Regions from separate parts of the Homo sapiens genome. Here region 2 is linked to region 1. A link is a loop called in an ENCODE intact Hi-C map of the cell type or tissue named here. Cell type or tissue: heart right ventricle. All regions are shown on one strand. Links, peaks and the distances in the headings refer to the core of each region. The heading gives the core; the rest is flanking DNA.

Evidence for each region. A loop is a pair of places that touch in the nucleus more often than their neighbours do. Peaks named below come from ENCODE experiments on the same cell type or tissue, not always from the same donor. Only the 100,000 strongest peaks of a DNase experiment are listed, where the experiment ranks them.
Region 2: it touches region 1 in a loop (3-fold over the local background); 1 of 110 quality-filtered maps calls a loop at or near these places.

The regions. Positions count from the first base shown.
Region 1 is chr2:54,276,941-54,292,870 of GRCh38, forward strand. The region is part of intron 3 of ACYP2 (acylphosphatase 2); the gene reads left to right. It overlaps LOC105374610 (a long non-coding RNA gene), which reads right to left and starts at 2,698. Exons shown (of 2, transcript XR_007086321.1): 1 at 1,404-2,698. In heart right ventricle, for the core only: no CTCF peak of the experiment used is centred there; no DNase peak of the experiment used is centred there.
Region 2 is chr2:54,374,222-54,390,151 of GRCh38, forward strand. It overlaps a transcript of CIMIP6 not described here. Among named protein-coding and RNA genes, the nearest start is that of CIMIP6, 51 kb to the left of the region's middle. In heart right ventricle, for the core only: no CTCF peak of the experiment used is centred there; no DNase peak of the experiment used is centred there; H3K27ac peaks cover 739 bases.

The DNA of each region.
Region 1 (15,930 bases), core at 4,409-6,908:
CAATCATCTTTATATATTAGTAAAAATTCATCTTCATAAATTTAATGGCTATTATTTCTATTTATGGAAATAACATATAAAAAATCCTAATTATTAGACATTTAAATTGCTTGAAACACTTTCCTGTTACGTACAATGCTGTAATGACCATTCTTGAGGCAAAATCTTTACCTACATCCTTGATTATTAGGATAGAATTTTAGGAGCAGGATCGCTGAATCAAAGTGCATGCTCATTTTATTTGTTTACCTATTTAATAAGGCAACACAGGCAAGATGTACAAAAATTCAGAAGGACCAATGGGAGATTCAGTGACAAATAACTCTCCCTCCTTCCTTTTCCCTCCTAGGAGACAGCTACTTTTAATAGTTTCCATTTATTTTTCCAGAGATATTTAATGCATTTATATAAACACACACAAATCCTTTAATATGCCTATTAAGAAATTAGTAAAATGGGCCGGGTGCAGTGACTCACATCTGCAATCCCAGCACTTTGGGAGGTTGAGGCGGGTGGATCATGAGGTCAGGAGTTCGAGACCAGCCTGACCAACATGGTGAAACCCCGTCTCTACTAAAAATACAAAAATTAGCCAGGTGTGGTGGCATGCGCCTGTAATCCCAGCTACTCAGGAGGCTGAGGCAGGAGAATCTGTTGTACTTGGGAGGCGGAGGTTGCAGTGAGCCACAGTCGTGCTACTGCACCCCAGCCTGGGCGATAGAGAGAGACTCCGTCTTAAAAAAAAAAATGATTTCAATAATGAAAATTGTTTTATAATTTCATGTGCTAGATAATCATAGGCACAAAGCTTTCTACAATTAGGCAACATTCATTATTTCAGTTCTATATTATTTCTTAATTTATATTTTACCTTACCTTTATGTAATAATATATTACTTGTCATTTACCATGATATTTTTATCTTCATTGAATACTTTAAAAACATTTTATTATAGGAAGTTTCAAATGTACCCAAAAAGAGAATGCGATAAATCCCCAAGTCTCCAACTACTATGCACATTTTAATTAATTAATTTATTTATTTATGTATTTATTTATGACGGAGTCTCGCTCTGTCACCCAGGCTGGACTCCAGTGGCTCACTCGGCTCACTGCAAGCTCTGCCTCCCAGGTTCATGCCATTCTCCCGCCTCAGCCTCCTGAGTAGCTGGGACTACAGGCGCCCGCCACCATGCCGAGCTAATTTTTTTGTGTTTTTAGTAGAGACAGGGTTTCACCGTGTTAGCCAGGATGGTCTCAATCTCCTGACCTCGTGATCCGCCCGCCTCGGACTCCCAAATTGCTGGGATTACAGGCGTCAGCCACCGCACCTAGCCCATTTTAAGTCTTTCAATAAACAATGCCAGGTTTTTCTCTATGAAAGGTTTTTTAGTGAGACTTACCCTATCTTCATTTTGTTGAGTTGAATTTTATAGCTGCTGAAGCCAGGGTTACATCTTTTAGCAAGAATAAATTGGTGGTTGGAATAGAAAAAGTATAGTAACTTTTGTTGCACTGTGACAATAGATTTTATCTGGCATGGTAATGCCAATCAACTTGGCATCATTTCCTGGCTCAGCGAGTTGGAATAATTATGAGAATCCATTCAGAGTCTGTGGGGAAAACTGCTAGGATTGATTAGCAATGTCTACCATTGGAAAAGTAGAGAATTGTTGGCTTTTATGACATAGACAGTTTGCCGATTCTGCTTTAGCTTACATGCATAACAGCATACTTTTTTTTAAACCATTCTTTTGCTTAGTAGCCATAAAAATCAATTTGGCTTATTTAAAAGTTTCATAATGAAACATACCTATTTACCTATAGGTTTCTTTTGCCAGATATTATATTAACAACTTTTCTTAAAAATAATTTTATTTTTTGAAAGGAACTAAATAATGTCAGTATATAGATGCTGCTGTACTATCATTAAGGAAGCATGTGCTGAGGTTGTGTTCTCAGAAACAAGGAAGAATGACATTTGTCCAGTCATGGAGCTCTGTGGCTCCATGCAGGGCCATGAATTTGTTGATGTCTGTGATGTACAGTCATGGAACAGAGAGAAGCTAACTGACCCATGATAAGTTAAACCTCAAATCTTACCACTTTTAATGCCACAGTAAAATTTTCTAAACTGGTCAACCACAACAAAAGTATATTTAAAAACTAATATGAAGTATATCAAGAATTTAAGAACTGCTGTTTCATGAACCTATGGAATGGCAGATCTGAAAGTCATCGTGGAGATCGTTTAGACCAGGAGCTTGCAAACGATAGCCAGTGGGCCATATCCAGCCCACTGCTTGTTTTTGTAAATCAAGTTGTACTGGAATACTGCCAGGCTTATTTGTTTATGTATTATCTGTGGCTGCTTGTGCACTATAGTGACCCAGTTGAGTAAATGCAACAAGGCTATATGGACCACAAGCCTACCACATATACCGAGGCTATATGAACCACAATGCCTAACACATTTACTATCTGGCCTTTTATTGAAAAAGTTTGCCAACTCCCGATTTTAACCAACTTTTCATTTTAGAATTATGGAAATTAGAAATCACAGAGGTTGTGTAACTTGTTTGGGATAATTCTACCACTTGAGAAAATAGCCAACAGAATTCCCAGAACCCCCAGTGGCAGGATCCAGAGCTGCAGTCTCAAGAGCTGCAGTCTCTATCTGAAAGAGAGCATTTTCACGTCTCTGGAAGCCCTACCCTACCTTGTCAGCCATGCTGCCACTCCCTCCCTCCCCACTTCACACACTTAATGCAATAAAGGCAAAATGAATACATGGATGAAAACTCTCCTGTATTCATAGAATATTTCTCACATTCCTTCATCATTCCAAGTATTATACGGAATTGTAATCATTTGCCTTTCCCACTAGAACATGAGTGCACTGGGGACAGGGACAATGCCATATTTGTCTTTGTATCCCAGATGCTTAGCACAGATTACAGAATAGGTATCTATTACCTGTTTGTTAAATGCTTTGGATTTGCTATCTTATCTTCTTCCATGCCCATTTTAAGATAAACTTCAACTACAGGGAAGATAAATGCAAGTTGTGGTTTGTAATTTTCATCATTCCTGACCAAGACCCACCACTGAGACCCAACAATAGGAGATATCCAGAACCAAACACCATGATAGGAAAGTTACAAATCTGTTTTTTTCATTGCACCTACTAAGGAATGGCCCAAAGCCTCCAAGGCAATCTTGACCTGCATCCCTGGCAAACAGATGAGAACCTGATGTAAGTCAGGGATAATAAGAGTGAAGAAGAGAGAGATATGAAAGATTATTAAAATCAAGAGGACATCATGGTTGATTGACTGTCCAGGGGGTGGTTGAAAGTCTGTGACTGCCCAGATTCTGCCAAGTTTCAGAATGCAGGAGGAAGAGCACATTGGGTAAGGGAGGTGTGGGTGGGAAGGGGGCATGGAGGTAGAGGCAGATAGGATACAAGCGGGGAGGTTCAGTAGTCAATGGTATATGAAGCTGCAGCTTTCATGATAAACATGGGTTCAGATGAAGTCATTCAGAGAGTAAATCAAGATTAAGAGAACACAAAATTAAGCCTAGAGATCACCAAAAGGATTGAACAAAGTAAAAAGGAACTCCCACTTAGAAGGATCACCTAGAGACACAGGAGGGAGGCAAAAGGGTAGTGTCCCAAAAGCCGTGGGCAGAGAAAAGGAAAAATGTCAAGTAAGATGGCAAAACAATATATGCCTTTCATTTAGCAACTTGGTGGTCTGTGACAACCTTCCTGAGAGCCGTTTTAGTGGAGGAGTTGTCTTGGAAGCCTGATTCAATGGGTAGAAGAGTAAGTGTGAACTTGGGAAGAGACATTGAGTATATTTTACTCTTAAGAAACTTAATCGATAGGAAGAAAGAGAAATGAGATGGTAACTGGAAGATAGGTTTGTATTCCACTGAGTGGGTAGCATCATTGATTTGTGAATTCTTTGAAGAGAATCTACCAGGTGTCAGAATCATAGAGGGAAGGTATATAAAAGCCAGGTGGGAAAGGAAACATCACCAAGAAGAGGAGGAATTTATCTCTATGAGGCTAGGTCTTTTCACTTATAAATGGAAATAATAATAGCTTCCTCAGAGAGAAGTTGGAGGTTTAAACGAAATAACATAATTTAAAACATTTTGAAAACAGCAAAGCACTATTCAAAACCAGATTATTCTATATATTATCAACTCCAGTTGATTACCTTGACTCAATATCTGATTAGTCTCAATCTTAGAGTCCAATTATGATTAACTTTGTCATTGCAGCTCAGAAGTCAGGGATCAATTTCCTTTTCCTGACAGTGGGATATATTCTGATGCCTTGGATGCCAGATAATTCTTATTTACTTCAGTTATCAAATTAAGTACCATGTTTAAAGCAAATCAGTGGTGCTGCCACAGTGCACATGCATAGTCAATGGATGTTATAGGAGATACAGATGTCTCTGTCAGTAGGCTAAGGGGTGCAAGTTACTAGCCTACATGATGATACCCAGGACAGGTAAAGATGAGATGATGTTGGTGGCTAGACAAGATTTCAGTCGAGTAAGACTTCCCATCTCCTTAGAATTATAGTAGCAAAGATATCATGTGGCAGAAATCACCAGAGCTAGACTCTGGTGAAACCCTTATGCTCAATTTTTTGTGATGTGGAAGTTCCTTCTAGGCTCTGGTATTACGAAGTAAAATTAAAAAGCCAAAATCAAAAGCTTACTCTTGTGAATCAGAGTGTTACAACTCCTGGTGAGAGAACTAGGAAGGAGATCTTGATTATGGGACCATTTTCTAAGGAGTTAAATACAGATTGTAGCAACATAGATCCTAGATTATGAAAAATGCTTTACTAAGTTTTGCTTTTTTTCCATTACACAAATTCAATTTGTTTGAACAAGATTATAAAAATAGTAATTATACCCTATCAGCTAATTATTTTTTTAGAATGAATGAGTTATAACAGAAGCAAGCAACACAGTTAGCAAGCATCATTACTGTTTATTTTCATTTTTTCATGTATACACTTACTTATTTATATCCTATGTTCTTCCACAAAGGAGCCAAAGTGACTGTTGCTATTTATTTCATATGTTGTTATTCATAATTCATTACCCAGAAGACACCAGTTCTCTTGGTAGTGAAATATATGTTAATTTAAGTATTTTTTTGCCTCAAACATCTCAAATAGTAAATTAAAATCTCTTATGAAATAACAGAAGAATATACAAGTTCTCCAAGTCCTTCAAAGAATAAAAATATTATTTACACTCCTGTATCTGTTAGGGTTAGAGATTGGGGACTTTAAATAAAATAACTAAAATAACAAATGACCACCAAATCCCACCGTCACGGACGATGGGAAACTAAAATCAGCTTTAACATTTTCAGACAATTTCCAACCTCTCATCCACTCCTCTTTTGTGTCCTCACCCTGCTCCACATTTTGCTTTACTCTGCCCTGCTCTAAGCAGATGGCCCTTGTGGTCATATGTCAAGATCCTAAAACTATTTCTGACCTGGAACAAAGTTCTGCCTGATTTGATCTTAGTTCAGGTCACATGTTTTTCTCCATCTATTCCTATGAATGTTTAAGAAAACTTATTCACTTCCTTATTAATAGAACAAAAACATTTGTTTTTGTTCTATTGCTTGCTCTTACATGGTTAGCCAACTACAATGAACCACTCACTCCTGGGGAAATCACTAGAAACAAAGATTTAATGGATAAAAACACCAGACTAGTGACAATTTTTTCTGATGGAAATTGTTTGGAAGTTTTTTTTTTCTTAAATATGAAAGTAGAGCTGTGTGACTTATAATTAAATGCTGATTATCCTCTGTATGGACATATTCACAGGTAGCTGTGTGTATACTTGTATATGCACAGGAAAGGTGTGAAAGAATACACCTTCAAAGAGTGGCCATATCTAAGAGTGGGGCTGGGAGATGAGAAAGGAGAGCTTTCACTTCCTGCTTCCTGTATATCCTGTTTGAAGTTTTACAATGATCAAATATTATTGTTTTAATTAATAATGTGAAGAATGAAAATATTTCTAACATTCACAAATTAAAGATGATAGCATGGTTGATTTGAAATTTTTTATACTTTGCACAGTGGTGTTTTCAATTCAGTGATTTATGACACATTTTGGGCTTTATCCTAATGCACGAATGATTGAAAATAAAAAGATGAAACTTACCCTAATTATCATACATATACAATTCCTGTTAGATATGAATATCTTGCCTCAAGATTTTTATTAAAGAGTTCTAATTTAGTCCTATCTCTGTGACTAGGATTATAACCTTTTAATATTGTTACCAAGATCTTATACAAATTACTCATTGAACAAGCAATTCATTGAACACCTTGTCAACCCCTGGGCTGAGCATTGAGGGCAGAGATGGGTAGACGTGAGCCCCTTCAGTTGTATGAGCTAGCTTTCATTGCATGCTTTCCATGCCCCAGGACTCTGTGTAGTGCTTTACATATATTAACTCCTTTCATCTTCACAACACTCCTGTAAGGTATAAATATTATTAAACCCATTTTACTCAGATTAAGACCCTGAGACAGATTTAGAATCCCAGAGGTCTAGCTCTGACTCAAAAGCCCATGGTTTTAAACCGTGACTTCGTAGTGCCTTCTGGATCATAAAGTAGATGTAATATAGTAGGAGTTTTACAAGTAAATATTTAAGTATATTTTAACATTTGTAATTATTTAACAATTGGAACAACTCGAATTTCCAACAATAGGAAGTTGATTAAATACAACGGAGTCTACCCATACAATGGAAGACTTAAGAAGCATTTGAAATGATGATGTAGAATGTAGACACTGATCTATTAACATTAAAAAACTATCTTTGGCCTGGTGCACTGGCTCACGCCTGTAATCCCAGCACTTTGGGAGGCCAAGGCGAGTGGATCACCTGAAGTCAGGAGTTCAAGACCAGCCAGGCCAACATGGAGAAACCCCGTCTCTACTAAAAATACAAATATTAGCTGGGCATCGTGGCACCTGTAATCCCAGCTACTCTGGAGGCTGAGGCAGGAGAATCACTTGAACCCAGGAGGCGGAGGTTTCAGTGAGCCGAGATCGTGCCACTGCACTCCAGCCTTAGTGACAACTCTCTTTATATTAAGTGGAAAAGATTATAACAGTTCTTATAATATGATTTAAACTTTGTAAAAAAAAATCATATAATTAAAAGCCAAAGCCAGACTCATAAAAAGCATCCACATGCTTGTAGGCCAAAGCAGGCTCCATAAACGATTCAGGTCAGAATACTGGGGGATGCATCACTGATCACTGCACTTTCTCCCATGGAGCCTGGACAAAGCTTCACTCGTCTCCTCAACATACAGCCCCAGGCATCCACTACCAGTCTATCTGAGGTGGCCCTCAAGAGAATCCTCTTTATCTTTTGAGCATTTGCTACCCTCAATTCCACTGCTAGAATCTATTCATCTAGTATTTCCTCTTGGTCTCATTCTTATCCCTTATTTCATTCTCCTGTGTGTCTCCACGTGACTCCTTTGTGTACACTTTTCTTGTGACTCAGTTTTACCCTGGATCCTGGTTTGCTACTTCTATTATTGCTCTCTTTCACATCATCACCTTTTTTTTTATCCCATCATTCCCATAGGCACACAAATATGCTCTTGTATCTACAATTGTTTTTTAAAAGATGTCCTCTAGAGCTACATCATCTCCAGCCCTTTATAGCACATCTCCTTGATAAAGCTATGTTGACTGTTTCTTCTTTCTCACCCACCTATTTTTCTCTTCATTCCCTCCCAGCAGGCTTTGCTTTCTACCTCTCCATTGTAACCAGGATCAACTAGTGTCCTTGACTTTGAACTTGCCAAATCCAGTGATCAGTTCTTTGGCCTGTGTTACTTAAACATTCAGCAACCCATGAGACTGTTGAGACCCCCTTCTTGAAATACCTTCTTTGCTGAGCATCTTCGTTTCTTCAGGCTGCTGTAACAGAACACCATAGACTGGGTAATTTATAAACAACATAAATTTACTGCTCACAGGTCTGGAGGCTGGGAAGTTCACGATCAAGGCACTAGCAGATTCAGCGTCTGGTGACAGCTCTGCTCTGCTTCAAAGATTTTGCCTTCCAGCTGTGCCCTCATATGGTGGAAGGGGCTGACAAGCTCCCTTGGGCCCTCTTTTATAAGGGTACTGGTCCCTTTGGAATCCTCATGAGCTAATCATCTCACAAAGGCCCTATCTCTTAATAACAACACATTAGGAATTAGGTTTCAACATACAAATTTTGGGAGGACACAAACATTCAGACCACAGCACTGAGTTTCTAGGATACCACGGTCTCCTGGCTTTCCTTCTGCCTCACTTGCTCCATCTTCTCAGCCTATTCTGTGGGATGCTCCTCTTGCTGACCACTTCTCTTCTGTTTCCATTTATTCCCAGGTATTGCCATCTAGCCCTGTGGCATTAAATATCATCTGTAATCAGTTCCCAATTTATAATTCCAGTTTCAATCTCTCTCCTAAATTCTGTTGTTAACGTAGGTGTCTAAAAAGCATCTCATGCTTACTGTGTCCAAAACAGAACACTCAATTTCCACCCTGTGGCTAAGACTGCTAGCTGTCCTCCAGTAATCATCCTCTCCTTCTATTGTAATACATGTGTTTTTACTGGGCACACAGCCACTCAGAATAAAGCCTACATTGACAACATCTCAGTCTCTTTTGTAGCTGAGTTCTGGCCAATGAGATGTAATCAGAAGTATTGTGTGGCAGCTGCTAGAAAACCTTTTTAACATACTGCAAACATATATAATCTTCCTCCTCTTTGCCTTCATCTATCCTGCTGTCTGGAACACAGATGTGATGGTTGGAACTTTAGCATCCATCTTGGGTTATGAGAATGGAGGACAACATCCTAGAAATCATGGAGTGGTGAGTTGGAAAGGTCTCTGAAGGTATGGAGTTGTCATACCTGTCCTGGACTGCCCACCTTCAGGCTTCCTTTATATGATAAAGGAATACAGATGCTTCTTGACTTATGATAGGGTTATGTACCAATAAACCCATTGTAAGTTGAAAATACTGTAAGTGAGAAATGCATTTAATACACCTAACCTACTGAACACCATAGCTTAGCCTAGCCTACCTTAAATGTGCTCAGGGCCAGGCGCAGTGGCCTTTGGGAGGCCAAGATGGGAGGATTTCTTGAGCCCAGGCATTCAAGACCAACCCTATAGCTGGGCTAAACTATTTGGCAATGCAGTACATTGTAGAGTATCCACTGTTTACCCTCGTGATCTGGGAGCTGTGGTTTGCTGCTGTTGCCCAACATTGTGAGAGAATATCAATGCATATTGCTAGCCTGGAAAAAGATCAAAATTCAACATTTGAAGTAAGATTTCTACTAAATGTTTATCATGTTAGCACCACCAGAAAGTCTAAAAAATGTGAGTTGAACCATTACAAAGAGTCCCCCCATCAGGGACTCTCTGTAAACTACCTTCTTCAAGCCACTATTACTGTGCTTCAAAGCTGAATCTAACCCTAACTAATAGTCATCTATGTCTATCAGAGAACAATCCTCCTTTCACATACCAGGCAACTGAAAATATAAAATTGGTAGAAAAGATGATCCGTTTTTACACTACTTTGCTCAACAGATAACTTTTCTAGAATATAATTGTACTGATTAAGGATTTATACTTCCATTTTCTCAGGTTTTAAATGAATTCTAATAAAAATCTTTATGCTGTTTTGATTATACTCCTCTCTAAATGGATTTGTCCTCATCTGACATTTTGTGCTGGTTTGAAAACTTTCAAAGACAGGCCTAAAACAAAATACAGCCTTCTCAATACATAAAATCATATCCAAATGTGAGTTTTCTCAGGCTATAATATCTAGAATTTTTTAACTTTGAAATGCAATGTTTATTCAATATATGGTAAAAAGCTCCGTAAGTATTTGTGAATGAATGACTTAGTAAAGAGTATACTATCACATAATTATTTAACTACATAAAATTACCCTGGTGATTTAAAAACATGTTCCCCAATTTTTTGATACTCTTTTCACTAAAGGTGAGTGCATTTGTGCTGCTATAACAAAATATCTTAGACTGGGTAATGTATACAGAAACTTATTTCCCACAGTTCTGGAGGCTTGGATGTCCAAGATCAAAGTGCTGGCAAGTTCAGTGTCTGATAATGGCCTGATCTCTTCTTCCAAGGTGGCACCTTGAACACCATTTCCTCCAGAGGGGGCTAACTCTATGTCCTCATAGCAGAAGAGGTGGAAGGAATGGAAGGAACAGACTTACCCATTCAAGCCCTTTTTATAAGTGGCTAATCCCATGCATAAGGGCCCCCCCTCATGACCTAATCACCTCCTAAATGCCTTACTTCTTAATACTGTCACACTGGCAATTAAATTTTACCATATGAAATTTGGGGGATACATTCAGACCACAGTAGGTGAGATCTAATTTCCTTCCCCTTGAACATGGGCCAGCCTTAGTGACTGACTTCAAACTCATAGAATGTGTTAGAGGTGACACTGAGTGTCTTCCAAGACTAGGTTAGAGCAGGCAGTACAGTTTCTGCCTGGCTCTACTGGACATACCTTTGGATCCCTGTGACAACACACACATAAAATGTCTGGCTACTTTGAAGCCGCCATGCTGAAGAAGTCATGTAGGGATAGAGGGAGACGACTGAGGAGCCAGAGCTGTTGCAGAACCCAGCTGACTGAGTTTTCCCAGCATCATCTGCCAGACTTGTAAGTGATTCCAGTTATTCCAGTCCTCAGCCTCAGAGCTGCTCTTGGCAAGTACTGCAAAGATGAGGTTTCCCTGTTGAGCCCTGACCAAATTGCAGACTTGTAAGCTGGCTAAACAGTGTTTGTTATTTCTAGGTGTGAGGGTAGTTTGAACAGCACCCACAGTATTGGGAACATTCCCTCATCAGCACGTTGACTCTCTATGCTGCTTGCTTGATTGTCTTGGAGAACATAATGACCCTTTCAGTCATTCCCTTTGGGTTAATTCCCTCTGTGGAAAAGGGGTATTCTTGCACTTGCCTGCCACTCCTGTAGCCACAATTTAGAGAGGGCTTTGTTCCCTTCACCTTTCCTCTATCCAGGGAAAATATCAGACCTGTTGCCTTCCAAAATGGAAACAAAATCACCTGTTTCAAAGCAAGCTGCCTTAAGATGTGGTCTGTAAAGATACTACAATTAAGTGATAAGCTTTCCCTTTTCTTTACCCTAGAAACAGAAACAGACTGTGTTTCAGCATAATGCAGGTGACCAAGGCATATCCTCCATATAGGAACAGAGCAACTAAAAAGAAAACTATAGCCTCATTAACTTGTCTGAGGTAGTGATTTGTTAAGTGAAAAGCAGTGGGTGGTGTAGTTTTTAAAAAGGTGGGCCATATTACCATTTCTTCAGTGCTTCCTGGGGAAAAGGATACTATCATTATGTATATTCTCTAGGCCAGGTTTCACCTAGGCTAGAGAAAGAACAATCTAATGTAATTCTGTCTCATTAGTGCATTAGTGCATTTCCCTCAAAAGGAAAATTATTTTATAAATGGCTGATATACTTGCCTACTATAAATGATGCATGGTATTCTAGTTTATAAATTGATCTCCTAGGAAATCAGGTGTTTGTTCCCCTAAACTTGATCATTCCAGAGAGCTTTTAGGATCAATTCCTTGACCAGAGAAGAGCTTTGGCAACTCCACCGATGTAACGGTGCCTTGTAGGATCCCACAGAAAGCTGCTAACTAGTTTTTTTCTTTCTGTGATGTACATTTAGCTGTAGCAGGAAATAGTGTGTAATTAGAAGAGGCTCCCAAAGGTTGAGGCCTTATCTGGATGATTGCCAAGTCCAAACTGCACTTTGTAGACCCAATCTCAGGGAGTCCAGTTTCTTCCACAGCAGGACCCACCTACTGGCTTTAGTTTCATGGTTGTAACTTCTGCGACCCCAAGCTTTTAATTCTATTCAAAGCCTCATCATCTAAAAGTCATTTGGAAAACTAAAGAATGACAGCTATCAACTATATATAAGTAGCTTTCAATTCAAAAGAGGGAGGTGTAATATAATGAAGTTAAATTACATTTTGATTCTGGTTGCTAGATATTCTTTGATCATTAATGGTGTCAGCAAAATTGAGCACACCTTAAAGTCAGACAACCTCTTCCATGAAATGTTTCTCTCCTCTCCCTTTCAGCCTCACATCCTTCCTTCTTCTACTTTGTCACCTCCCACTAGATAAGCAACTTGGATATATTGATGACGTCCTCTTATTTGCCAAAAATTCACCAAGCTGTTAATAACTTAGATTTATTTATGAAAACTACAGCAGATTTAAGTCAACCAACAGGCCCAAGCTCTTTAAATTTTTTGTTACTAGGGTGACAATTCTACACCCAATTTTAGTTTTCAAAATCTAGGCAGAAACACCTTTATTGGGATTTAGCAATGACTTTGTTTTATAACCTGCAGAGATTATTAGGAAGATACATATTTCTTCCTCACCTTCTATTTTGTTCTATATTTTTGTTAAAAGTTGGCATATGAGTACAAAAAGGAAAACGTTTTTTATGATCATCTCTGTCTACATAACAGACTGAAATTTGTGAGCATTTAACACATTTGTGCCGAAAAATATTGAAATTATAAAAGTACCATTTACAGGCAGCCACCTACCAACTAAAACATTACTATGGCATTCTTACCTTCCATCATGAGCCTCCCTATGAACTGAGTCACATAGGAGAATCTAAAAAAAAAATCCTGGGAGGTTCAAAAGGTAGCCATTTCCCTAACAATGAGACATGTCCATAAAGAAGGGCTTCATTATTTTTGATTCTCGTCAAATATTTCAAGGCATTCCGAGAGCCCCCATCTTCAGGGTTAACCACATGTAGTATGCTCAATACAGCCGGTGTCTAATACACAGCCAAACAGTCGTCTTTCCATTAAAATGTGATTTTTGCTTCTGCTTTTCCATCTAGCACATCTGTTCTTCTAGCGGTTCTTGTGTCGTTAGCCGCCTTTCCATCCCACCTTGGCGCTATTCTTTTAATTCAATTGTGCGCAAATTGCATCAGGCTGTCAGGGCTTCGCTTTATGAATTTCCCTTTGAGGACTTGCACATTCCTCTCGGCACAGAGGTCGGAGCCGGTGGGTGCCCGGCTGCCGCCGCCCCGCGATCAATGGCACCTGAAGCTTCCCCGGGCGAGGCCGTGGCTGCCTGGCTTGGTCCCGGAGTCCACGGCCACAGAGACTGGTGCCTTGAAGACGTGGTTTTTATAACCATAGAACGTTGCATGCCTTATTTTAATGGAAAAGGTATCTAACGAAGTCGGCCGTAAAGCAAAACTCCTTAAATAAATCTGTTCCCCCACCCCTACCATTTCCATTATAAAATCAAACAAACAGTATCAGCAAGCCGGGAAAATACAGAGCTTTTTATGTTTGCACCTCACTTTGTTCCCAGCAGGATTTAAAGTGATTTGTAAGCGTATGTAAAACAAGAGCATGTACATTTAAAAGTGAAAAGGGATTAAAAACTAGGGTGGGGACATAAAATAGAGCCAGGACAAGGCTTAAGTGATGCCTAAAATAACAACCTCTGCTATGAGTGGGCCACAATTTGGCACTAGATTATCTAGTAGTTCTCTATCGGCTAATGGCATCCCCCAACCCCAACTCAATTTGTTTATGAGCATTTTTGGTGGGAGATGGAGAGATCAGGGTGAGGGTGAAAACGCAGGCGTGTCTGGCCAACTCATTTTTCATTTGGCTTCATGTAGGAGTCGATTTTAACATAACTGGAAGAGAGAACATCCTGGACTGTGCATCCTTAAAGCAATCTTCCTCAAATATTGCTCTTCTGAGACAAAGGCGCTCGTAAATATTGGAAGGCATTGAATTCAAAATCTAGGCAGGCTTGCCTTGCCAAGAACAGAACCGTAAAGATGTATACAGCTGCTCTCTCTCCTCTCCTTCACAGGCAGACAGCTAGAAAGATGATCTATTCTTGCTGTCTTAGATTCTTAACTTCCCCCTCACTCTAAAACCATGCAAATCTAGCTTCCACCCCCACCACTTCACTGAAGCTGAGCTTGCTGAGGTCCCCAAAGCACTTTTCAGTTATTTTACTTGGGTCCTGACAGCATTTGGACACTGACTGCTCCCTTCTTAAAATACCTTTGCCTTGGGTTTTCCTAACAGCACACGTTGGTGGCTATCATCTCCCTCTTCTCTGGTCATGCCTTCTACATGTCCTCTGTTGCCTTCTTCTGCACCTGACCCTTCAATGTTGGTTGGGATGCTGTTCTAGTGCTGAGAACCCTGTACCAGAAAGGGTCCACAGAAGTGTGGCCACCATACAGACCGGCAAAAAAAATCTAATTCCTCTGAATCCCAGAGTGAAGAATTTCATGAAGCTCTTGTTAACTGAATAATGGCTGCAGTAGACGTGGTATATTGGCTTGGTCGACCTCTATTCCAAACTCCTTCTGGGGTCTTTCACGTACTGCAGACACTGGAGAGCTAGGAGCTACATTTCCTGACTGCCTCGCAGCAAGAGTTTCAAATGTGATTTAGTCATTATTAATCAGAGGTATTCCTGTGAAATTTGAATTTGGGACTGAGTTCAGTGGAGAAAGAGGCAGCAGTGCCTGAGGCATCCATTTAGCTGGTGTGAAGATCTAGCCCATGTGGCTCGGGGGCCAACAATTCTGGTGGTGCCTTCCTGATACCTGGACTGATAGTTAGGGTAGTATATTCATAAATACAGTATTTTTCCTGGCAGTCAGATTCCCCTAATAGGCCTATCAGGAAAAATTGTCCAAGGCTTGAAATTGGGTCATAGAGATCGGGAGTGTCTTTCAGGAAAATTCTGATATGGTCTGGTAGAAACTTTAGGAATTTTCTAATTCTATAGGGGTATGCACTGGTGACTTCCTATTAACTAAACTATTTTACAACTCTGTAAGGTAGAAATTTATTTGCAGCAAACTATAGAAATCCAGATAGTTTTGTTTTTTACTTTTTAATTTTATTTGAATGTAGCAGAAACAGGATCTCATTCTGTTGTCCAGGCTGGTCTCAAACTCCTGAGCTCAAGCAATCCTCCTGCCTCGGACTCCCAAAGTGCTGGAATTACCAGCATGACCAGCCACAAATAATTCTTATCCATAGCAAAACAAATCTTTTTTTTTTGGTAGATATAAAATTGATTTTAGCCCTGAAGAAAAGATAATTCCAAACATTATTTTTTATTGCCCTAAAGCTACATTGTCTAATATGAAAGCTACTAGCTATGTAGTTATTGAACTCTTATAATGTGGCAAGTTTGAATTGAGATGTCTTATAGGTATAAAATATACACCAGATTTCAAAGACTCGATATGAAAAAGTATGTAAAAAGATCTCATTGATTTTATTATATTGATAACATCTTGAAATAATTATATCTTGGATAGAGTGGGTTAAATAAGATATTATTAAAATTAATTTTAACTATTTTTACTTCTTAAAATGTGACTCTTAGAAAATTTAAATTACAGATGAGGCTTGCATTATGGTTCTGTCAGACAGTGCTGTCCTGTAGAATTTTAGCCAGTTTTGCATCTATTAACCAGTTGATTGAAACATTTCTGATTGTGTGTGTATATATGTATACACACACACACACACACACACACACACACACACACACACGTGTATGTATCTCTGAATTCTCCTTTGAACTGGACTTAACATCTTACAGATTCCCTCATTAATTAATGTATTAAATAAAATATTTGTGACATGTCATTTTATACTTGCATGAGAATCACAGTTCTAACATTTATACTTTAGCAGTCAATTCTGCAGAGTTG
Region 2 (15,930 bases), core at 7,326-9,825, 100 kb after region 1:
CTACTCTTTAATTCTTACAGATGGAATCCTAACATGCTGAAAATGGAAGTCTTTTTTTCTTTTCTTTTGTTCTTTAATGAGATATTTTAAGTACTGGAAAAGTGCTGGAAGTCCTTTTCAAAACAAGGTATTCTGAGTAATTAAATTTGAGTGATCTGATTGAGAGATGAGATTATAAAACTTGTTTGGACTTTCCTTTAGTCATGGATGGCATTTTAAAGTATAAAGAACAAACTATCTCAGGGGAAAGGAGAATTAGGATTTTAAAATTTTAAGTAAAGGTAAAATAATGCTTACAGAACCAATAATGAATCTTTCCAAATTAACAGGATAGTTTGACTCCATTTAAAGAACTTAAATATCAACCAGGTCTTCACATTTTGTTCCCTTCATAGGAATTTTATGCACATTATCCAAAATGGGTATCGGAAAGAAAAGGCTGGGATAAGCCTGAACTTGGATGTAACACAGAGGACTTAACAGATTTCTAATTCTCTTTTGTGTCTTTTTTCTTGGAAAAATAAAGGCAGAATCAGCCAGTGCTAAATTTTGCTTCTAGAGCAAATGATGAAATACACATGTCAAGGCCCCCTTTCAGTTTTCCGCTGGCCCCTCGCCCCACTCCCCTGCGTGTTTGCAGTGCACAGAAGGCTCCGTGCAGCCTTCCCCACTGCATTTTCTTCCCTGATCTGCAAAAAGCATTTATTAATCTTACTGGAGAATTATTTTTCTGTTTTGCTTCACACATAATAGAATATCTAGTGCAGTATTAATAAATGCTGGGTACCTTTTTATGACATTAATTCTTCAAACTTTTAAGGCTTCTTTTTCTCAAGGGTTTCCAGCTACCTTACCAGCATTTAAAAATATCCCAAACAAGACCCCAAACCCAGAAGCTGTGAAGGAACAGAACAGCAGGTTTATCTACAAAAGAATGTAAAGTGTTGACATAGCAAAAAATGTAACTTTAATAAAGTTAAAAGATAAAGGGAAGAATGGGAGAAAATATTTGTAAGATAACAAAGTATTAATATTCCTAATATATAAAGATATTAAAAGTTTTATATAAAGAGCTCATACAAATCAGTAACAAAGTTATCAAGTTAATAAGGAAAATAGCAAAGGGGCTAAACAGGCAATTCACAGAAGAAATACAGAATAAATACTGTCAAGTAATTGCAAAGGATGAACAAAATACAAATGTTCCCCTATAGTTGGGTAAAAACTGAAAAGATTGTTTATATACAATGTTGGTAAGGGTAAGGGGGAAAGCAGGTACTTTAATGTGAGAGAATAGGTACAACCTTTTAGAAGGGCAATTTGACAAAAGTTATCAAAATTGTACACGTGTATATGTTTTTACTTTACAATTTTACTCCTTGGTGTCTATGCTACAGAAATAACTATACAAGAAAACAAGAGCATATTTACAAGGACATCTATTTGCTATATTAAGTGTAAACAATTGAAGAAAACTTCAGTGTCCACAAGGGAACTTTTAAAATACATTATGATACATCTGCACAATGGAATTCTCTACTGTGCATTTGAGCATGGGCTAGATCTTCTCCAAGATACATGTGAACTAACAGCAAGTCACAAAGCTATTGATATAGGTAGTATGTTCCAATTTTTTGTTTTAAAATTTTCAAATCATATAGGGGGTGTGTGTGTGTGTGTGTGTGACGTTTTGGAAGGTTACTCACCATAATGTGACTATCCCTGGAAAGTAGAGATAAAGAAGCAACTCCCTTTTTTAGCTTTATACTCTTCAATGTTGTTTAAAATTTTTACAGTGACAAAAATTGTTTAACATTTTTGGTTTTGTTCTTGAGACAGTGACTCACTCTGTTGCCAAGTCTGGAATGCATTAGCATGAACACAGCTTACTACAGCCTCAACCTCCCCAACTCAAGCAATCCTCCTGCCTCAGCCTCCTGAGTAGCTGGGACCACATGTGCATGCCACCATGCCTGGCTGATTTCTACCTTTTTTTTTTTTGGGTAGAGACAGGCTCTCACCATGTTGCCCGAGCTGGTCTGCAACCCTCCCAAAGTGCTGAGATTACAGGCATGAGCCACAGTGCTCAGCCTGTTTTTTAATTTTTTCATGCAAACAGTTGAAGAAAAATAAAATCCAAAGACATCCTTAACTATATTCCTGTCGTCGTAAGTACCAACTCACTAAGTCTTAAGGATCCCTAAAATATCACAGTTACCTTAAAATCTCAAGTTCGCTTTGTGGCCCCTCTCTTGGGGTAGAAATTCCTTCACTGGAATAGACATGATTTTACATTTGAGGCTATGAATTTCATTTCTGACCCTCATCCCAATTACTCCATCTTACTCATTTCCAGGCAATTATTCCCATGGACATAAATCTGACCTTTGGTGACAGTCACCCAGGATAACGCACTATACACTCATTGGTGCAGTGGGCTGGCAGTGCCCAGGATGAGGAGTAACATGGAGTGAGTTAAAGAAAGCCTGCCAGACACCACATGCCACCAACTGCTGTGAATGGTGTTCACACACCTCAACAGCCAGGGCCACCACTGCTTGACCATTTGCACTGAGGCCCAGGAAGCTGAAGTATTTGGAAAAAGTATTAGCTACACACCAGGGCTTCTCCCAGCTGGGCACTGTTAGCACAAGAAATTAGTCTTGGTTTTCCTGGAGGGCAAAGGCACTACCTTCCAGGATCACTGTGAAGTTCACACAAGAGTTTGCATGCCAGGATTTTGTGAATGACCTAGTGTCCTTCTGAAGAACAGTCTTTACTTCTCACCTTAGCAGTCCGTTTTCCTGACTTCGGTTCTCTCGGCCAAGTCTCAAAGGAGAGGCTAGCACTCTTGGGCTTACAGAAGCTATTCATCAGCCCTTGTGGACTGTTTATTCCCTTACAAAGGGAATTTACGGCTCGTGTCTGCATACTCTCCATGGTGTGCTGATAAACGTTGAACCCACGCTCCCTGAAAAACAACAGCCTGATTCGTAATATTGACCAATTTCCGTCGTGTAGCTACAACTCCCATGGCTGATGTCAAGCTACCAACAAAACTTAACTGAATATCAATTGGGAAGAGATGTGTACAGTGTATAGCACCATTATATAGTATTTCTACCTCAAGAGAAGAGGCAATAATCAAGGGCAGTAAAATGATTAGGAAATAACTTGTGAATATTTATGACATTTATTTTTAACATAATTTTATTTATATAATTTATATAGTTTATATAGTTTACATACATTTATATAATTTAACTTCTAATGATAGATTTTCAGGAATTCTCAGCTGGTTGTAAAACCTAACAATTGGCTCTTGCAAGCCAATACAAGTCGGCTCCAGCACACCCCTGAGATTGCTACACTGCAAGATACTACAGACACTATTTTTCCCAGGAAAATCACAGTCATTATTTCCTTAATGAAAATCCAGCTCTCTCTGTGTTTTCAGCAGTCCATAGGTATGTTTGTGTGGCAACAGTAGGTGTCTGTATTCACAGCTCCTTGGGCTTGGCGTCGGGGCTGGAGAGTGTGTAGATGAGGAAAGGCACAGATGTTGGAGTCAAATAGACCAGTGACTGCTCTGTGTCAAGGTGTAATTTCATTAACCTTTAAGCCTTCATTTAATAATATTTATTAGCTGTGGGATTGTTGTAAAAAGAAAAAGATAAAGCTGGTAGCGAATACACTTAAAAATAGAGCACGTGTGAAGTATAAGGGTTGACATACGTGAAACACCCAGCCCAGAACAGGAGCTTAGTACATGTGAGTGCTTCTCTTTAACGTGTGCCCATAGATTCCCCCGTTAATTGGTGGGAGCTATTTAGAGAGCCCTGCAGAGCCGGGAGCATCAGGACACAGCAGGCTGAACCTAGTTCTCCTTTCCTTTTTACCAGATTTGGGAATCCAGCTGGGAAAAACATTGACTTTATCATCCTGTTACCTGGGAACAGTCAGTAGTTTAACCTTCTTAATTAGAGTTGCCATTGTGGGGCAGAAGGTGAACAAAACTGACCTGGGTTTGTGGTGATAATATTCCCCTGGGTTACCAACGCAGGATAACCAGTGCTAGTCTTTCCTGCGAAAAATCCCAGCCTCACACGGCTTTGCAGCCTCCGGAGCTTATCCAGGTGCAGGCCTGCACCTAAGCTCAACCAACAGGAGTTTAAAATAACATTTTTAAACAGGAAGTCTATTGCAGCAACTTAAATTCTTCCCTAATTAATTGGCCAAATCATATGTTTTATATATGTTAATGCATTTTTTTTAGAACATCAAAATTTTGTTTTGAAAGATATTTGGGAAAATATGCATGTGAAATTACCAAAATATTGTCTAGAAAGGAAGAAACAGAAATGCCCAGCTTTCTCAGGAAACAGAGCATATTATAATTAACAATAAAATGCAGAGGTACCGGTTCTAACAAAAATAACTAAAGCATATATAACAATTCACAAAACCATACAGAAAAAGAAGTATTCAACCAAAGGAGAAAACTGGAATGTTGTCCCCTCTACTCTGTTTAAATCAAACTCCCTTTTCAAGTCCCAGCTCGGTTCCCAAAAGCTCAAATAAGCCTCTTTGGACCCGCATGTCCTGAATTCTTACAGCTGTAGACCTTGTTATCTCTACTCCTAAGTTTGTGCTTTCGTGATGAAAGTACTGTACTACTGTCCTTTGCAGGGATTTAAAATGTCTTATTTTCACATCTTTGGTTTTTGAGGGCAGAGAACATGAACTGTAAACCTCATGTGACAGGCACGCAAGCCTCTACTTAAGCTTCACACGCAGCAGGCACCCAAACCTGTGAATGAATAATAAACCAACGAAGAAACAAATGAACGAAGCAATAAATGAATGATATTAGATATCAGCAAAAAGTAGCTTCTAGGGCTCCAGTTTCCTAGCCTGGCTTCATACAAGGAAATTACACTGATTCAACTTCAAAACAAGGCTTTTGCTATAAATGTGGTTTATTGGCCTGATCCGCTGTGACTGACATCTCTGGAAAGTGACCTGGCTGCCCCTAACAATGCCTCCTCATCCATGTGGATCATAAAACAGGCAAAAAAGGACGTCTGGGAAGCATTTCACATTTTATCCTTTGGCTTCTATTTTTTCTCCAGTTCTCACTCTTCTAGTGTTTCATAATGTGTGGTTATTAGATCACCTCATCAGATCACCTGTGGCCCTAGTTCATATGCAGATTCCTGGGCCATACTTGCAGGCTTTTGAATCAGATTCTTGGGGATGAGGTGAGATCTGCATCTCCTAGGTGATTCTTAAGTAGTCTAAGTTTCGAGAATCCCTTATTTAGGAGGGCAAAGAAAGTCCAGGCATGGTGGCTCATGCCTGTAATCCCAGCACTTTGGGAGGCCAAGGCGGGATTCCTTGAGCCCAGGAGTTTGAGACCAGCCTGGGCAACATAGGGAGACCCTGTCTCTACAAAAATTCAAAAAATTAAGTTGGCCAGGCATGGTGACTCATGCCTATAATCCCAGCACTTTGGAGGCCAAGGTGGGTGGGTCACCTGAGGTCAGGAGTTTGAGACCAGCCTGACCAACATAGTGAAACCCCATCTCCACTTAAAAAAAAAAAAGGAAGCCGAGCATGGTGGCATGTGCCTGTAATCCCAGCTACTCAGGAGCCTGAGGCAAGAGACTCGCTTGAACCCAGGAGGTGGAGGTTACAGTGAGCCGAGATAGCACCATTGCACCCCAGCCTGGGTGACAAGAGTGAAAGTCCTTCTAAAAAAAAAAAAAAAAATTAGCTTGGTGTGGTGTTGTGCACCTCTAGTCCCAGCTACTCAGGAGGCTGAGGTGGGAGGATCGCTTGAGCCTGGAAGGTTGAGGCTGCAGTGGAGCCAAGATCACTCCACTGCCCTCCAGCTTAGGCAGCAGAGCAAGACCCCATCTCAAAAAAATAAAATAAAAAAGAAGGAAGGAAAATAAATGTGTTCTGTGCCTCCTATATGCTCAGTGCTTGTATTTATGATACCTCCTTTGACGTTTACAATACCACTAAATGTATACTTTATTATTCTCTTTCACTGATGACTCTTAGACACTAATGTATTGATGAGACAAATTGCCAAAGGCTCTTCAGTGAGTTAGTACAAGCCTGGATTCCAAAGCAAATACATCTGACCGCCTCCCCATGCCGCATCCCCCAACCCCCCTGCACTGCCTCAGTTCTTCCCATGACATCACACTGCCTTCTCCCACCTGGAATGTCTTCTCATTTGCATGTATTCAAGGTTCCAGGTTCCAGCTGATTGATAACTTTCTATATTGACCCAAAGTGACCTCTGAGATGCTACTCCACAGTTCATTTGGCACAAGAGTTAAAACACTCAAAAAGCTCCTGGGAATTCCTTATCTACCTGTCGACATTACAGGGAGACCTTGTGCTGATACGCTCTCCCCTAACTGCAGGGCCACATGAGCCAGGGCTATGTGTCCTCCACACCTAGTTCCCACACTTGCCTCTGACATACACAATGTGTGCACGCACACACATGCCCACACAGACATACACATACGCATGATTACACCCATGCCTTACCAAGCATTCTGTACAGACACGTGCTACCATGGGAACATGGGCACAAAAGACGTAGTTGGTTTTCCTCTTTCCTCTACAGATATTTTCAAAACAGTGTTTCTGTGGCGATATCTTTTTTAGTCTTCTTGTTTCCTTGACTACGGGTTAAGAATGCCGAAACGCCTTGGGTGCCTTTTAGGAGGTCTTTCTCCACTGGGTTTTGTGGCTGAATGACTGTATTCCTATTTCTGAGTCAAAGTCTATTGTATTAATTATATCATTCATCTCTTTGCAGTGAAGTCTCAGAATATGCTTGCAAAAAACATCTCTCTGCCCAGGAATTTGAGATCACATTTCCCTCTTTCCTGCATCAAGCTCAAGCTGCTCTCCTGCTTTCAAGGCCTGGTCCTGCCCCACCGTTCTCTGCCCAAACCTTCCCTTGCCTTCTCTGTTCCAGACCAATGTGATATGATATTACCAACCTCTATGCCTTTGTTCATGCTGGTTCTAATCTGAGGTTCTACTCCAATTCCTAACTGACCCCCAAATGATGTTGAGCGAGTTGTTACAACTCTCTAGGCCTGTTTCTTTACTTACCATAAAAAGGCTCCACAAATCAAAGGCTACCATTTACTAAGGCTTACTTTGTACATTGCCCTAAGTAGTTTACCTATGTTTTCTCACGTTTTCTTAATACCCCTTACAGGGAACGTTACTGTTCCCATTTTCCAGATAAGGAAACTGAGACTGAGAGATGAAATAAACTGTCCAAAGGTATACAGCTAGCGAGGAACAAAGAAACGATTAGAACCTGGCTTTGCCTAATTTCAAACCCCATCCTTTCAACTACTTGCTATGCTGTTCTTCAAAGACCTTTCCAATCCTGAAATCTATGATTTTATGAGCCTATTCAGCCTTCCTCATCCTTTCACTCCTGTGCCATCTGCCCTTTTGAGGCTTGAATGACTTTTCCATCATGGGCACATTTCAGAACTCCATCTGATTTAACGCTTGATTGTAAACCATCAGACTTTTTCCCATAATTTTTCAGTGGGTGTTCTTGTCTTCCTTCCAGATGAAACCTTGAGAAAAGGAGCCAAGACTGTAACAGTGGTCCTGTGCCACAGTGCAGGAAGAAAAGGAACAGAGAGATCACGGGCATGTTTTTTTAGGTGGTTTCATGCCATCTTATTTTCTCCTTGAAATACATTCACAGTAAGTATTAGCAGTTTCATTTTTATAATGAGGAAGCTAAGGCCCAGAGAAGTTAGGTAGCTCACTCCCTAAGTGGCTGAAGAGAACTTAATAAAGTCAGTCTGATTACAAAGCACAAATTTCCTACTATAGAAATGTGAACAATGAAAGACAACAAACATTCTAATTTCCTTTCTCTTTTAGCCATTTCTCTAAATATCAGTACCATTTGGGTACTCAATACTACACAATATTCTAAATCACTATATTGTTATCAATGTCCAAAGAGCTCTAAGAGTAAATATTCAAGAGAAATTGAGAACAATAAAACTGAGCCAGTGCAGTAACATGTTTACTTATGAAAATCATTGATAATGTGGCCATTATAGATATGCCCTGAAAAGCAATATAAACAATGAAGAATTAATTATAAAACATTGCAACTAATCGAAAGATTCCATTTTTACAGTTTCTGGTGGTCCCAGCATGCCTTTCCAACCTGATCTTTAGCTACTTCATTTCACCCATGCTACAGCCATCTCATTTCCTGCCTCCATGCCCTTTTATTTTTCCACTTGAAATATCCTCTCCAGTATCTCTACCTCTTCAAATCCTACCTATATTCAAATATCACCTCTTCCCTTCAGTCTTAACCTCCTCCTTTGCATCTACTAACTAGACCCTCCACATGCTAATAAACACAGATGTTTTCTACCCCATATTCCATTCTCCTCTCCTTCCTGTGCTCACAAATAAACCACATTTCACATTCACTTAATTGGACCATGTGGCGGATTTATGCCAACAGAATGCAGACAGAAGTGATATTCATCATTTCTAGACTGTAGTGGTTTGAAAATATGTTCACAAATTCTTTGATACTACTTCTTTCAAGAAGTGGAACTTGATTCCCCTTCTTCTGAGTGGGGGTTGGACATAGTGATTCTCTTCTAATGAACAAATACGGCGGAGATGGCAGTATATGACTTCTGAGACTAGATCATAAAAGCCATTAAGCTTCCGCTTTATGTGTTCTCTCTCTCCCCTCCCTCTGCCCTCCCTCTCCCCTCCCTCCCTCTCAGATGAGGTGACTGGCTCTGTGGGAAGCCTATGGCCATGTTGTAATGACACTCAATCAGCCCAGTGGAGAGGGCCACATGGCAAGGAACTAAGGCCTCCCACCAACAGCCAGCAAAGAACTGAGACCTTCTGCCTACAGTCATGAGTCCTCTTGGAAGAGAATCTTCCCATCTCATTCAAGCCTTCAGATGACCATGGCATGGGCAAACTTTGATTGCAGTCTCATGACAGACCCAGAGCCAGAACCATCCAGTTAAGCTGCTGTTGAATTCCTGATCCCATCTAAATCATGTTAATACCTGTCATAAACAGATAACTAACAGATTAATAAGCAGCTTATATACAGGCTTAGCTACAAATCATTCCATATAATGTTTTACACAAACTGTTTTTTCCTAGTTTTGTGTTGAAGTGAATGAAGCTCTAGAAAGCCAAAGGACAGAAGGAGCCAGGACCTCTGAGTCATTTGGAGGAGTGCTACCCTAGAAAGCCACCCCTATCATGTTAAACCACAAATTTGGGACTTGTTTGCTATAGTAGATAGTGCTAATTCTATGTAATATACTCTCGTTTTTACTTCTCATAGCATTTATTGTTCTCTACCATAAATAATTATTCGCGTAAATATATTTTTTCATTTTAGTCTATTAGTTGCTTTAAAAAAAAAAAAACTACATTGCCATGGTTTGACTGTGTCCTCCAAAAGCATGTGTTGGAAACTTAATTGCCATTGTAACAGTATTAAGAGGTGGGACCTTTCAGAGGTGAGTAGGACATGAGGGCTCTGCCTGCATGAATGGATTAATGCTGTTATTTCAGGAGCGATTTTCTTATAAAAGGACAAGGTAGGCCCCCTTCACACTCTCTCTGTTGCACACTCTCTTGGCTGTCTGCCTTCTGACATGGGATGACACAGCAAGAAGGCCCTCCCCAGGTGCAACCCCTCCATCTTGGACTTCTCAGCTTCTAGAACTATGAGCCAAATACATTTCATTTCTTTATAAATTACCCAGTCTTTGGTATTCTGTTATAGCAGCACAAACCGGACTAAGACAAACATGAAATGAGAAATTACAAGACGCCTGGTGGTATGTGCTTTGCCAATGTATCTCAATTAATTCTCGCAATAAACCTCTCAAGTAAATACTATTATTACTCTGATTTTTCAGATGTGAAATATGGGCCTGGGAGAGGTAAAGTGACTTGCTCATAGCCCAGAAGAGGCCAAGCTGACAAATCTGATGATTCCTAAAGTCACGTCCTTAGCCACTCTGACATGCTCCCTCCCAGTTAGCCTTGCATCTCACATGGTGCCTAACAAAGTGTCTTACGTACAGTTGTTGGTTAATTTATGTCAGTGACTGCATGAATAAGTGAATGAAGAAACAGCAATATGTTAAAAGGGGAAATGTCATAAAAGGTCACAAAGAATCAAAAAATCCTGTTGCTCTCCAATATTTTTTCCCTCATACAAATGGCCCTTTTTACTTGTATGTCTTTGAACTTTAGGGTGCCAGTGGCTAGAACACATAAAGAGACTCATTCACTGGATGGAAAGCATGCTTAGAGAATACTAAGAAATTCTTCATAATGTCTACTTTTAGATCAAGAGCCTCAAGTGCTTCAGGACATCAAACAAATTTAGAACTTTTCTGAAAAGCCGATTCATTAAGGAAAGCTGCTGAAATCTACAGGCACCTTTTAAGGAGAGGACAGGGACATAGCGATGGGTGCCGTTTCACTAGAAACCTGTGCCCATTCACGGCCAGGCGGGGAGACTCAGAGCATGACAAAGGCTTAATTGTTCTCGCCAGAACAACATGGTAATGGAGTGAAAGAGTGGGTGCCCTGTGTACCGAGGAAAAAAGGCAGTAAATGAGTCCCTGGCAGCACCACAGCAGGTCAGCCTTAACAAAGATGGGGACGGCACTCTCTGCCAGAAAACCAGTCTCAGCAAACTTGCTGAGTTAAAACTATCAGATTTAAGCTAAAAACAACTATATTTCCAAAATATGCAGCCTGTGCACCATGGGAAAAGGAAGACTATCCGTACCTAGGGAGTAGATAAGTAATAAATAGTCTCATACTCTTTTAAGGAGAGCAATGCCCCAGGCTTCCTTTCTGATTTGCTCAGAATTGGCATTAGTCTTAAGTCATCACCCTGTCTCCACTTCAGGTTCACATTTATGTCTGTTCCAATTCTCCACAAAGAAAGCTTAAACTTTCCTTACTGAAAACTTTTTTTTTTCCTGAAATGAAAAATATTGTACTTCAACATTTAACTTTGGGGACTGAAGCAGAAGGAAAGAGACATTTGTTTCCCATGCTCACTTTTGTTTGTTTGTTTGTTTTTGACAGGGTCTTGCTCTGTTGCCTAGGCTGGAATGCAGTGATGCAAACATAGCTCACTGCAGCCTTGACCTCCTGGGCTCAAGCAATCCTCCTGCCTCAGCCTCCTGTGTAGCTGGAACCACAGGCGTGGGCCACTATGACTGGCTAATATTTTGGTTTTTTTGGTAGACATAGGGTTTCACCATATTGCTCAGACTGGTCTTTAACTCCTGAGCTCAACTGCCTTGGCCTCCCTGAGTGCTGGGATTACAGGTGTTAGCCACCATGCCTGGCTAATTTTACTTTTTTAATGTTAGAGGAGTTCATCAAGGTGACGATTATGACCACTTGGATCTTTGGGTTTTTTTTTCTATTATTGTTTCAAATAAGTTAAATATTTTTAAAAACTTTTGTAACTATAAATCTCCACCCCCAAACAACAGTTATTTTTCCCATAAACAAAACCCTTACTTCTCAGGGGAAAGTCCATTCCGTATGTGTTCCTTGGAGTAGAATATTATAGAACACCTTCACAAAACAAGAAAAGACCCCAGATTATTAGAGTTTTTTAAATTTTAGTATTGCTTAAAGTGGCATAACCATGTAATATTATTTTAAATAGATCACTGATTTCCAACTGAGGGTGATTGCCCCCCAGAGGACATTTGGCAATGTCTAGAAACATTTTTGGTTCTCATCACTGGTCGGGGATGGGGGAGGGTTGTGCCTAGTGGATAGAGGCTGGGGAGCCTGCTGCTAAGTATCCTACAGTGCATAGGACAGTCCCCACAACAAAGAATTAACTGGCCCAAAATGTCAGTGGTGCCCAGTTTGAGAAACCCTGACATAGATATAATGACTCTGTTATAGAATATACAGAAGAAGTTCACACTGAAGTTATGCTCAATAAGATGTTGGCAGGGGAAATCATTTTTTCACTGGTTGGATGACATACCAAGTGTGAGGTTGAAAATGGCCAGATTTGGGGGCACAAGTTTGTGCCCTTTCTTCTTGGACGTGCAAGGTACTTGATAAACACTGAAACAGAACTGAATCGATCCTTGATCCTATTTTCCTTTATCTAATATTTGTTGAATCTCTGCTATGCTATCAGATACATAAGGTTTTTGGGTTTTGTTGTTTTGTTTTCATAGCTCACTGCACCCTTGAACTCCTGGGCTCAAGCAATCCTCCCGCCTTTACCTCCTGAGTAAGTGGGACTACAGGCCCACTTTTAGAGACAGGGTCTTGCTATGTTACCCAGGCTGGTCTTGAACTCCTGAACCCAAGCAATCCTCCTGCCTCAGCCTCCCAAAGTGCTGGGATTACAAGTGTGAGCCATCACAATGACTAAACACAGCTTTTAAGACAGATGGTGCCTCAACCATAAGCACACCTGTTCTTTATCGGAAAGAAAAGGGCCCAGGCCATGTCTAAATACTGCAATCAGTATTTTGGTCAGGCTATGTCTCTGGAGAGCTAAAATGAAATGAGAACGAAACTGAAATGTTAAGGTACTTTTATACTAAATGTACATAAAATTAATTTCCAGTATGGGCGATTTTGTTGTGCTGTAATTATAAATAAATGTCTACCCCTTTAGGAAAGCCAAAGCCTAAAAGGGCACCAATTCAGGGGACTTACTGAAGCTAAACAAGCCAAGCAAGTTAGATTTTAGGCCTGGGACATGGGTGGGAGGGCTTCTGGTACTTTCACTTTATAATATAATGTCTAACTTGTCCCCACCCTAACCAGTTGTCTCAGGACAGGAGGTGCTCTGGGACTTCCCTTCACATATAAAATAGCCGGAAGGATGTGAGTGTGTGGTCCCAGGGGCTGGACTTGGCTCATCACTTGGAAAGGAGTCACTGGGAAAGTTCCCAAACTATCCCTCCCTGAGCAGTCATGAATCCACACTTAATTCGCCCCATCAAAGTAGGCCTCATGAAAATATTTTCCCTGAAACTTAAAAAACCTCAGCAGCATGAATTATCTCAGAAGTTATAATAGTTGTAGCATTATTGATCCATGAACAATCGAATTCTTTGAATTCGTGCCTAAGAATACAAAAGAAGCCCCTGCACTTTTTTCACAAGTCTCTGTGGAATTTCCCATTCCAACGAAATCAAGTTAGACTTTTTTATTTAGCAACAGTACCATTTCCAACCACCAATGCAACCGCTTAATAGAGTTTTGTTTATGGTTTAGCAAGATGTTTTTTTCTAATAACAACAAAAAAAAAATGCAGCTACAAAGCACTAAGCTCAGAAAAATACATTTGCAAAAACATATTGCAAATTTAATTCTCTCCTATTTTTTAGTTGCCTTTAAGGAAAGTCTTAATTGGAAGAGCAGCATTGTCACCAACTACTGTGCCAAAACCAAAGCTGGTTCAGGGCTGGCTGAACTCACTGAGCTGAGGTCAGGGCAGATGCAGCCTGTCCTCCATGCTGGGCAGGAGTCTGTGTAGGATTCTGTGTCGGTCCATCCTGGTTGTGAGTGCTCCTAGTTCACCCTGCCACCCACTTCTAACAGTCTTAGCTTAGAGCCCACCTCCAGTCCTACAGGTGCCCAAAGCCCTAGTCAGGGTCCAGACCCTACAGTCTTTCTCAAGGTTTGAGGTGCGCGGGTCTGACCCAGAAATACCCCAGACCCTTTGGAGCTGTGGGAGTAGTTGCAGGGTCCAGGACCCATCAAACAGTCCCCGATCGATCCACTAGCTACTCACATCCAAGGGCTTTGACTAGAACCAGAAAAATTACAGGAATGCAGCAAACCATCTGCCTGGATGCATTCAGCCCTGGGTCAGTCACAATAGGTGTTCAGAACCCCTGGTTCTATGCAATCAATCAAAGACAGACATCTTCCACTAAGAACTGAAATCTCGGCAGGCTCACTGGCTTTAAATCACGCCTGTGTCACTCTGGAGCTATGGAATGAGTTAAACCTCAGCATGCTCCTTGACTTTAACTCATTCCAGTTTCTCAAATGAGAACAAAGAAAACATCAGAAGATATCCATCAACAGTGGAATACTCTCCACACTTGGCTAAGCATTGTATCTTCACACTTAACTCAGAATTTCCCTTCGCTTTCAGGTTTAATGCAAATCCTTTGTTTGGTTAAATGATGGCACACATATTTGGTTTTTTATTTATAATGTACTGGGTCTACGGTGGGGGAGGCAGTGTCTGAAGTTCTTTATAAATACTAATGTATTTATTTGTGTATTTATGTGTATATTTATAAAATATACATATAGTATGTACACTTATGACAAAATGTACACATCAAGGGGTTGCATACATTCAAACACATTAGATTCTTTGTGACTGAATTTATTTTGTAATATTTTTCATTGCTGAATATGTGCCTATTTTAAGAAAGTAAAGAAAACAAAGTTTTATAAAGAAAAAGTGAATAATCCTGTTGTTCCCTTCCAACATCCTCCTGAGGTAACAGCAATGTTTTCTAGTGTTTACCAATGTGTGGGATAAGCCTTCTGAAAGGAGTTATTTTTTAAAAGTTTTAAAAAAGAGGCGGGGCACGGTGGCTCACGTCTGTAATCCTAGCACTTTGGGAGGCCAAGGCGGGCGGATCACAAGGTCAGGAGATCGAGACCATCCTGGCTAACACGGTGAAACCCCCTCTGTACTAAAAATACAAAAAATTAGCCAGGCATGGTGGTGGGCGCCTGTAGTCCCAGCTACTCGGGAGGCTGAGGCACGAGAATGGCGTGAACTTGGGAGGCAGAGCTTGCAGTGAGCCAAGATTACGCCACTGCACTCCAGCCTGGGAGACAGATCGAGACTCTGTCTCAAAAAAAAAAAAAAAAAAAAAAAAAGTTTTAAAAAGAAAAGTGTCAAAGCAAACTGAATACAACACGATAAAAAAAAAAAACATTATTTCAAGTAAAAAGAGAAAGAAATAAAGTAGGAGACAAAAGATTCATTTCCTCAACATAGAAAAGGGGTAAATAGCATGGCTGCAGTTGAATTTTTACATTAATGCAGTTGAGGAAGGAATGAAGAACAAACTGCAAGTCAGTGTAGACCTGGGAGGATGGCAGAGAGAACGATTTGAAATTGTAGGACTTTCAGAATTGATTGGTGACTTTTCATGGTTATCTAGAGATAGCAAGCACCTAGGAGATCCTTTCAACAGACATTTCCTCTCAAGAGTTTTTAGTCCATGCCCTTTTGAAATTAGATCAATGAACTTCTGTTCATATACCATAAGGACCCCCGAGATTGCATTTGAACATTCTGCCAAAGCGAAAAGGACATCTCGTCCCTCTTTCCTGGAGAAAGGAACTGAGTGTCCTAAAGGGAATTCTGGAAACTGTTTGTCCACTAAAACCCAGCATCTTCCGAGAGCCTATGTTCTCCCCTGTGATGCACGCAGGCAACATTTGGCTCAACCTTCAAGAAGGCTTCAAAGCTGAGGGAAGCTCACAGGTGCACTGGAGAATGGCTCTAGAGTGGCCAAAGAGTCCCTTGTGGGACTTAATGTAGCACAACATAGAGAAGATTCTGCATGGAGGGCTGCAACCCAAAATAAAGAAGGGAGCAATGAGGACTAAAAAATACTCTAAACCCTGTAGGGTCACACTGTAGCCCTCAGAATAAAGTGAAGGCTTCGGACTCCAGGGACTATCCTTCCAGCTGCAAAAATGTTGCAGACTGAGCATCTTTGTCTTCCACAGAGACCAAAACAAAGATCAAATAATCAAGAGGTGGAAAGGGGGAATAGTGAACTCCCTAGCTTACTGACCTTA